3 separate regions of the Homo sapiens genome follow, and all the other regions are linked to region 3. A link is a contact called in ENCODE Hi-C or POLR2A ChIA-PET data. All regions are on one chromosome and are shown on one strand. Each heading gives the region's core, a stretch centred on a gene start or an enhancer-like site at or near the end of the contact. The rest is flanking DNA. Distances are from core to core; before and after follow the strand shown. Region 1 holds the start of RNF130 (ring finger protein 130). Region 2 holds the start of MGAT4B (alpha-1,3-mannosyl-glycoprotein 4-beta-N-acetylglucosaminyltransferase B). Region 3 holds the start of MGAT1 (alpha-1,3-mannosyl-glycoprotein 2-beta-N-acetylglucosaminyltransferase).

What was found. A loop is a pair of places that touch in the nucleus more often than their neighbours do. ChIA-PET counts read pairs that join two places held with the same protein, here RNA polymerase II (POLR2A). Pooled maps may share reads with other maps.
Region 1: a pooled map shows a loop between it and region 3 (9-fold over the local background). The contact joins the promoter of RNF130 here to the promoter of MGAT1 in region 3. A Hi-C loop is called at or near these places in 1 of 168 maps with a recorded cell type or tissue (ascending aorta) and 7 of 50 pooled maps. POLR2A ChIA-PET finds 5 or more read pairs at or near these places in 1 of 52 experiments (H1).
Region 2: a map with no recorded cell type shows a loop between it and region 3 (13-fold over the local background). The contact joins the promoter of MGAT4B here to the promoter of MGAT1 in region 3. A Hi-C loop is called at or near these places in 10 of 37 single-sample maps with no recorded cell type and 11 of 50 pooled maps. POLR2A ChIA-PET finds 5 or more read pairs at or near these places in 2 of 52 experiments (GM10248 and T-cell).

The regions. Positions count from the first base shown.
Region 1 is chr5:180,070,444-180,073,196 of GRCh38, reverse strand. RNF130 (ring finger protein 130) reads left to right here and starts at 1,438. Exons shown (of 9, transcript NM_018434.6): 1 at 1,438-1,741. The coding sequence starts at 1,495. RefSeq lists a silencer at 1,088-1,167 and an enhancer at 1,057-1,764.
Region 2 is chr5:179,805,447-179,808,210 of GRCh38, reverse strand. It overlaps MGAT4B (alpha-1,3-mannosyl-glycoprotein 4-beta-N-acetylglucosaminyltransferase B), which reads left to right and starts at 1,345. Exons shown (of 15, transcript NM_014275.5): 1 at 1,345-1,724. The coding sequence starts at 1,628. It also overlaps a transcript of SQSTM1 not described here. RefSeq lists silencers at 601-770, 941-1,500, 1,731-1,800, 1,931-2,060, 2,071-2,490 and an enhancer at 1,528-2,189.
Region 3 is chr5:180,801,453-180,804,410 of GRCh38, reverse strand. MGAT1 (alpha-1,3-mannosyl-glycoprotein 2-beta-N-acetylglucosaminyltransferase) reads left to right here and starts at 1,605. Exons shown (of 2, transcript NM_002406.4): 1 at 1,605-1,731. RefSeq lists enhancers at 1-171, 626-735, 879-1,585, 1,586-2,293 and silencers at 1,106-1,155, 1,166-1,245, 1,416-1,775.

The DNA of each region.
Region 1 (2,753 bases), core at 189-2,688, 730 kb after region 3:
CTTTTTGGGGAGCCACCTCTTTTCCGGATTTTCAGAACATTTGGTTGTGCAAAGCTGACTCCACCCACTTCCCGCAGTAGGAGACAGGAGACTCAACCCTGGCTGGTCAGAAGACGCCAAACTTTCCCCCTCCGCCTCCCCACAAAGATCCTGTAAGTTCCTGAATTCGGCTGCACTGCCCCATTCTTCCTTTTAGCTGATACTTTATAGCGATGTGTATCTTTTAAACGCCATGGAGAGAGAAAATGAGAGTCGTGTGTGTGTGCGCGCGCGCGCGTTTCGGAAGGTGGAGGGGGGGTTCCCACTGCAACCCTCTGGTCCGGGGGCCCCTGGAGTAGTTCACCTAGTCACTAGAGCAGGGGCTCCCCAACCGCCCGGCCGCGGACCTGTACCGGCCCAGGGCCTTCGAGGAACCAGTAAGCGAGCAGGAGGTGAGTGAGCATCACCGCCTGAGCTCCGCCTCCTGTCAGATCAGGGCGGCATTAGACTCTCATAGCAACGTGAACCCGGCTGTGAACTGCGCATGCTTGGGACCTAGGTTGCCCACTTCTTACGAGAATCTAACGCCTGATGATCTGAGGTGGAGCAGCCTCATCCGGAAACCACTTCAACTCCCTCAGTCCCTGGAAAAACTCTCTTCCTGGAAACCCGTCCCCCAGTGCCAAAATGGTTAGGGACGGCTACCCTAGAGGTCTTTCCCAACCACTCGTGTCCCTGCAGGTCCGGGCCAGAGACATCCCCCATCCATGATGTCAACCGCATGACGTGAATGTTAAATCTCATGACATTTAATTTTAAACATTTCTTTTAAAGTTATGGCTTTTTTTCCTTTGTAGTCTGTTCTCACACATTTCCATACGTCCTCGCAAATCTCCCGGGCTCCACGCCCTGCGGCTATCACGCCTGACAGAGAAACAACCAGCACCAGCGGCTGACCCGGCTGCCCGGGCCCTCGTGCAGGCGGGCGGGAGCGGACAGGCCCTGGCACGCATGCGCTCGGGGCGGGACTGCGCCTTAGGCCTGCGCGTTGCCGCTAGACCAGCGGGGGGGCGGGGCGGCGGCGGACACGCGCCTCAGGCGGCAGCCGCGCGAGAGGGACTTTGTGTTCCGCTGACCCTCCTCGGGGCGCTTCCTCCCGTGCCGCCCTTCCCCTCCCCCGCCGCGTCCTTGCGAGGCGCCTCCCATTCGGTGGGACCGACCCGGGGGGATGGAGGGGGCACGCTTCTACAACCCTCCTGGGACCCCGAAGAGACGCCCGCGTGCGACCTGAGACGCCGCCCTCGCCGAGGGCCCATGGGCGCGTCCCCACAGGCGGGCAGTGGACGTGAGGGCGGCGAGCGGCGGGGCCGCGGCGTCCAGGAGGGCCGCGCTCGGGCTCGGCCCCGCGCAGGCCGCGCGCGCGCGCTCCCGCCGCCGCCCGGGCCGCGCCCGCCCCGCCTCTAGGCGCCGGCCCCGGAGCCCGGTCCGCGAGCAGCGGCGGCTGCCGGAGGGACGATGAGCTGCGCGGGGCGGGCGGGCCCTGCCCGGCTCGCCGCGCTCGCCCTGCTGACCTGCAGCCTGTGGCCGGCACGGGCAGACAACGCGAGCCAGGAGTACTACACGGCGCTCATCAACGTGACGGTGCAGGAGCCCGGCCGCGGCGCCCCGCTCACGTTTCGCATCGACCGCGGGCGCTACGGGCTTGACTCCCCCAAGGCCGAGGTCCGCGGCCAGGTGCTGGCGCCGCTGCCCCTCCACGGAGGTGAGTGCCGGCCCGGGGGCGGCGGGCGGTGGTCGCTGCATCCCGCGTAGGCGGCGGGACTAGGGTTCCCGGCCCCGGCTCTGGCCCTGGCTCTCCCGCGCTGCCCGGCCGACAGCCCCAGCCAGGGTCGAGGCTTCCGTCGTGGACAGCCCGGCCTGCTCCCGTGGGAACCAGGCTCCAGGAGCGTGACTGGGTTTTTCCCTTCTTTTAAAAAAGACTTGGAACGGTCATCTTTGCGTTCAGGCAGCTCGTTTGCTGGAGGGCATTGAGCTAGGAGTTTGCAGGGACAGCGTAGACAAAGGAGGTGGTGCAAGAGCGCAAAACTACTTCATGGGGAGGACGTCTCAGCCTGTATTTTGGAAGCGGCAGGTTCCTCAAATCACGGACTTAAGGCTGCGCTAGATCTGGAAGGATGCGGCCCTTTTCTAATATAAAAACGTGCCGTTTTTCTTAAGTGGTAAATTGGGGGGGGGGTGTAAATGGAAAATGGACATCTTCCCTGTTGCTTTTGGCTCTTGTTCTTGCCCTAGTAGTTTTACTGTAATTTGACGCCTGAAAATGTCACATTATGAGGATCTGACACTAATCGGAACTACTAGCCAAGGCTTTTCAGGTCACGGGTGCCGACCAAAAGGGAAATAGGTAAAATTTTCAAGAATTGTCTTTGAAACCATTCGGCTTAATGTCATGTTTTCCTATGAACAAGGACTTTGTTTAGTTGATTATTTGGTGTAAACATGTATTTGTTTAAATTATTAGTCATGGTTTGAAAGAAACCTTTTGCACATCGTGGAATATGATTTTTTGGGTTTTGGCCCACGCTGAACTTTTGGGAGATATCTGCCATTATCCCCACCCTCATTGTCACCCTGAGAATGCTGAGAGGGGATTTTTCTTTTCTAAACTGCTGTTCATGTTAGGATGACCTAAAGTAGGCAACCTAAATAAAGTCATGATTTGCTTGTACACTCTTAAGATACTAACATATTATGCCCCTCTGAGGTCTGTATTT
Region 2 (2,764 bases), core at 96-2,595, 1.0 Mb after region 3:
CGGGGCTGAACTAGGAAGACAAAGCCGCATTCAATCTCAGTCTGAGTCCAGCCCCTCGGGCCTCCCCCGGGCGGGTGGGGCAGAGGTCCCTGCAGCCTCCACCAGGAACCGGGCCCCTAGGTCTGGGAGGTCCAAGCCGGCAGCGGGCCAGGCGCTGCCCAAAGCCTGCCCAGAGGCGGCGCTGGGCCAGTCCCTTTATAATTTGCGCCCTTCCTGGTTCCACAGAGGATTGAGGAACGCCTGAAATTAGAACGCAAATGGGCCGTGCGTGGTGGCTCACGCCTGTAATCCCAGCACTTTGTGAGGCCGAGGCGGGCGGATCACAAGGTCAGGAGTTCGAGACCAGCCTGGCCAATACGGTGAAACCTCGTGTCTACTAAAAATACAAAAATTAGCCAGGTGTGGTGGCGGCCGCCTGTAGTCCCAGCTACTCGGGAGGCTGGGGCAGGGGAATCGCTTGAACCCGGGAGGCGGAGGGTGCAGTGAGCCGAGATTGCGCCACTGCACTGCAGCCTGGGCAACAGAGCGAGACTCCGTCTCAAAAACAAACAAACAAAAAACAACAAAAAACAACAACAACAAAAAAACAATGAAGGCGTGGGCCCCCATCAATATCGGGCTGGGCTGGGCGGGGCGAGGTGGCCCCTACACCACCGGGGGCAGGGCCCGTTGCTCCCGTTAGCGGCGCTCTCGGGCCGCCCCTGCCCCGGGAAGCCGGTACGGTTCTGGGCTGGTCACTGCTCTGCATCCACGAGCATCGGCCCTGATACCGCCTAGAAAGGCCCATCGTTCCCGCCTCCCGGGCCCCTGCGCGCCTCCGTCCAGAGGCCCAGAGGAAGCTCCTGAGCGGGGAAGCGCCCTGGGCGGCAGCGAAGGCAGCGGTCGCTCCCGGCTTCAACCGCCCAGTCCCCCGCGCCACCCAGAGCCCCTCACGCCCGGGAAAGAGCCCCGAGAACGTGCGAATGGGGTCGGGGTCCGCGCGCGGAGGAGATGTTGCTGAGAAGGGTACCGGGGTCCCGGAGCGCCGCCCCCGCCGCCCGCCCCCCGCCCCGGCTGCGGTCGACCTGCACTCCCACTCCAGCCTTACCTGAGGCCGACTCGCACGAGCCCACGCGGGGCTGCGGGAGCCGATCGGGATCCCGGCCGCCGGCCCCCACCCCACCCCCTCGCGGCGCCGGCGACGGCGGTGCTGCGGCCCCTTTAAATCCGGGCCGCCCCGCCCTGCGCCGTCGACTCCGCGGCGGCCCCAGATCCAGGCCCCAGATCCAGGCCGGGCCGCGGCTCTCGCCGCCCAGCCCAGCCCAGCCCGGCCCGGCCCGGCCCTGCCGCGGAGGCGAGGCCGCCAGTGTCCCGCGCCCCTGATATCTGCAGTGAGCCTGATACCTGCCTCTGCCCTTCTGAGCCTGTTCCTCTTCCCTGAGTACAGGGCACAAAGCTTGCGCCCTGAGGGGCGGCCGGCGCGCTCCCTGGCCCGGTCCCCGCCCGGCCCCGGGCCCCCCGCCCCTCCCCGACCCGGGGCCGGGGCCCCTGCCGCCGCCGCCGCCGCCTTCCGACCCCTGCGCCCCGGCCCCGGTCCCCCGGGCCATGCAGCCTCGGCCCCGCGGGCGCCCGCCGCGCACCCGAGGAGATGAGGCTCCGCAATGGCACCTTCCTGACGCTGCTGCTCTTCTGCCTGTGCGCCTTCCTCTCGCTGTCCTGGTACGCGGCACTCAGCGGCCAGAAAGGTGAGCGCGACCCCCGCCCGGCCCGCACCTGGCGCACCTGGGCGTCGGCGGCGGGAGCGGGCCCGGCGGTGGCCGCGGAAGGCGGCCGGAAGCCGACGCAGGCGCCCCTTCCCCGCCCGGGCGGCGCGAGGACGCCCCTCCCACCCTCCCCCACTTGTTTGCTGCTGGAGCCGCGGCGTTCTCCTCGGGCCCGGGCCGCGCCCGTGGGTGCTCCGGACCGGACTCCGCGGGCGCAGCTGTCCCGACGCTGAGCTGGGGACCCGTGGGGTTCTCGGAGAGGGGCAGAGACCCAAGGTCACAGAGGTCCCGGAACGCCAGCCACAGCCACCTGGGCAGGAGCTGGGGCGGCGTGAGGGACACAGGCGCGAGGGCACCCCCCCACCCTGCTGCCTGCTGCCCCGCGCCGGCCTGGGCGACCCCGGCGTGACACCCGGTCCTGGGACTCCCTTCGGCGCCCAGAACGCGTCGGCAGCATCCGGCCTGTGGGAGGGAGGGAGGGAGGGAGGGAGGCGTCCTGAGGCAGCCCGGCCCCTGCTGCCCTGCGCTCCCGTGCGGCCCCAGCCCGTCCTCCGCACCCCGAGCTTCCCGGGCTGGCCCCCGCCCTCCGCGTGCGCCCAGCGCTCTTGCAGGCGGAGGGTGCGGGCCGATCCCCCCGCGCCGCCCCGCTGGCCGGTCTTGGCGATGGTGGGGCCGAGTAGGGCCTGAGCCCTCGGAGGCGCTCTTCCCCCGGCCTGGAGGTTCCGGGAGAGTGGCCTCCTGCCTGCCTGCCTGCTGGAGGCCTAAGCGGGCTGAGTCCAGCTGCCCCTCGGCCTCCCCGCCACCTGCTTCCCTGTTTCCCTGTCCCGGAGCGCCATCCCAGAGAGGCTGCGGAGGAGGGCGAGGGAACCTGGACCCTTCCGGACCCTCCGAGCTCCATCTACCCACGCCGAGCTCTGCCAGCACGCCCGCCTGCCGCACTTGTTCTGCCAGAGCAGAGGCCTGGGCTGGCCTTGGGGCTCCAGGGCCAGAGAGGCATCACCCAGGGACTCTGCGGGGAGCCT
Region 3 (2,958 bases), core at 356-2,855:
CTGGCCACTTAAGCGGAGGCTTCACGGCAGCGCCTGAGAGGAGACAGAGCCCTCTCAAAGCACTGGCGCTGGAGGATGTGTGCGGGGGTGTTGGGGGGCGCACAGGAGTGCCCGGTCTAAAACCTGGCTATGCTCCCCACCAGGTCTGGTGGCTTGCAGCACGTTTGCACTTACCCTGAGCCTCAAACTAGTTATCTGTAGAATGGGGATGATAACGCTCACTCCGCAGAGCTGCTGAGGCTTGAAGGACAGGCCGAGGGAGGGTTTGGCCCGTGAGGCCCCTCACCATGCCTGGTGACCCCTTAGCAGTTTTGATTTAGGTCCTCGCCTCCACGCAGGGGCCTGCGGGTGCGCGCGGCCCTTTGTTTCTCTAGAACCCTGCACGATTCGTGGTTTCATGTAGAAACAAGTTAGTGAGCAGTCAGTCAGTAACCACAGGCCGCAGAGTTCCGGGCTGCTCCGTGCTCTGGAACACGGGGGAGGGGTTGATGTCAGGGGCGTGGGTCCTGATCACATGGCAGCAGCCCTTCTTGGGGAAGTCAGCTACCCAGCAGCCTGTAGTCCTCGGCTACCCACCCTCACCGCCTGGGGTCCCATGGTGAGACAGCTGGGTGGGCATCAGGCTTCTGCAGAGGGCCAGGCCGGAGGGAGCTGGGCGAGGGAGTGGGGCTGGCTCCTGGCTTGCACCGGCCTCGTGGAATCCAGGCCTCAGACCTGATCGCTGGCGAAACTGGCTCTGTGCGCTGGAGCCCCTGGTCTTCTGCGTCTGTCCTCCTCCCGGCCAGACTTTACTCCTGGCTCAGCGACAGGTATTTGCTATGGAAGAGCTGTCCCTCCCTCCCCTCGGTGGGCCTGGGTCCACCTCCACCTCCTCTTCAGGTCCGCACCTTCCTCCCCTTTAAAACACCAGCCGGGCGCAGACCCGTTCTAGGCTTTTCCATGGTGCTTCCGCCAAAGCTTGTGACCGAGTCCTTCCCGCCTAGGGCTGGTGGGCCTCCCCTGCTGGTAGGTCTCTCTTCGCTTTCTTTACTCAGAACTGAAGCTCTCATTCCCCACCCACCAAGGAAAAACAAAAGGGAAGAAGCCACAGCTGGCCCCGGCTTGCTTTGGCACAGGTGTTTCCCCCCGGCCCCCCGTCGGGCACCCTGGTTCCTGTTCTGTCCCTGCCCCACGCGACCCTGGGGCTCCCACCCGGGCTCCTCAGCCTCCCCTGGGTTGGGGTGGGGGGACTGGCTCCCAGCCCTTGGCCTAGGGTTTGGTGAACGCCTTTCCTGGACTGCGGGCCCACTTCAGGCGCGGCTCCAGGCTGGGCAGCTGCGCTGGAGGGCCGAGGGCAGGGGTGGGGTCGGGCGTCCACCCTCAGGGTTGCGCCAGGGAGCCGGAAAGCCGACTCCCGAAGTTGGGGTCCTGGGAAAACTTGGGTCCTGGGTTGACTGAGAAGCGGCGGGGAAAGGAGGCGGGCCAGGAGGAGGGGGCCTGGCGGACGCCGGCCGGGGGGCGGGGCGCGGCGGGGCTGTCGGTCACGCCCCTCAGTCCGCCCCGCCCCGCCCCGCCTGCCGGGGAAGGGCCACGTTGCCCGCCCGGCCGTCCGGCCCCGGCGCGCCGCAGAAAGGGCTGGCGAGTCGAAAGGCGAGGCGGCCGCGGCAGCGCTTGGGACGCGCCTGGGCACCGGGCTCGCTCCCTGCGCCCCGGAGCAGGCCAAGTTCGGGGCCAGGACGTCGGGAGGACCTGGTGAGTAGGTGTCCGGGGACGGAGGTCAGACCGGGGGAGGCCTCGCGGGCGCCGAGAGGGAGCCCAAGGGACGTCGGGTCGCCCCAAAGCCCCGGTGCCCATGAGTGCTAGCGAGAGGGGGCTTGGCTGGGGAGCGGCCCGGTCCGACCCGGTGCCAGCTGCGCGTTAGTCCCTTCCCGAGCCGAGAGGTTGGAACTCCGCCTTCTGCTTTCGGAATCCCGGGCCTCCAGCTGTTAGAGGAAGGGCGGGCTCCGCGGACTGGGGAGGATGTTGTGAAACTCGGCCCCGGGCGTCCGTGCGTGCGGGGCAGGGAGGGGGTGGGATTGGGGAGTGGCCTTTCCCCCCTAACCTCACTCCAGCATCCTTTCCCCAAGTTAATAGAGGCTGATTCTCCTCAGCAGAAAGGAAATGTTGATTCAGTGTTGAAATATATATATAATAAGTTGGCAAGAAAACTTTTCTTCCTGTTTGCTAACGTGTGTGGAGTAGAGAGCCCCGGGACGTGCAGTGCCCGCGTCTGATAAACTCTGAAGTAGAGGGACTGTGGCTGGCCGGCTCCCTGAAGGCTGAAGCTTCACTTTGGTTAACCCTTGCTGCTGTAGTGGGTCTGCCGTTTTGTTTTAGAACATCACTGGCTGAGATGTTGCCCAGCTTTATTTTCAGTCATTTACGGTATTTTTTCAGGCCGTGTAGCCTTTGCTCTTACGTGCTCACATCATCCAGGATCTGCCTTCCATCAGCAATCACTGCGTCCTGGTCCTTCCCAATTCTGGGGACCATTGAGCTCACCCATTTCCCTGCTTCTGTGTCTCATTCTCACTGTTAGAAGCACTGCGGTATGCCTGACCTCAGTGGCCTGTGTTAACAAGGGAAACTCATTACTGTTCGGGGCAGTAGGGAAATTGTCACTGTCGTCAGTATCCAGGCAGTGGGACCTTGTGATGAACCAAATCAACCCTGTCACCTTATAGATGAGAGAACTAAGGTACAAGTGGGTCAAGTGACTTGTCCAAAGTTGCCTGGCTTGCTGGCTGGATCGCCTGAATCCCAGGCCTCATGCCTTTTGTGGCACTTGTATTTAGCTCTTCTTTTCCAGGATGAATAACCTGCATCCCTTCCCTCCTAGGTCTTATTCTCTCAACTCTTGAATTATTTAGTGTATCTTCTCTGACTACCTTTCTTTTTTTTCCGTCCTGAAATTATGGGCCTGGTACATGATACAGGAGT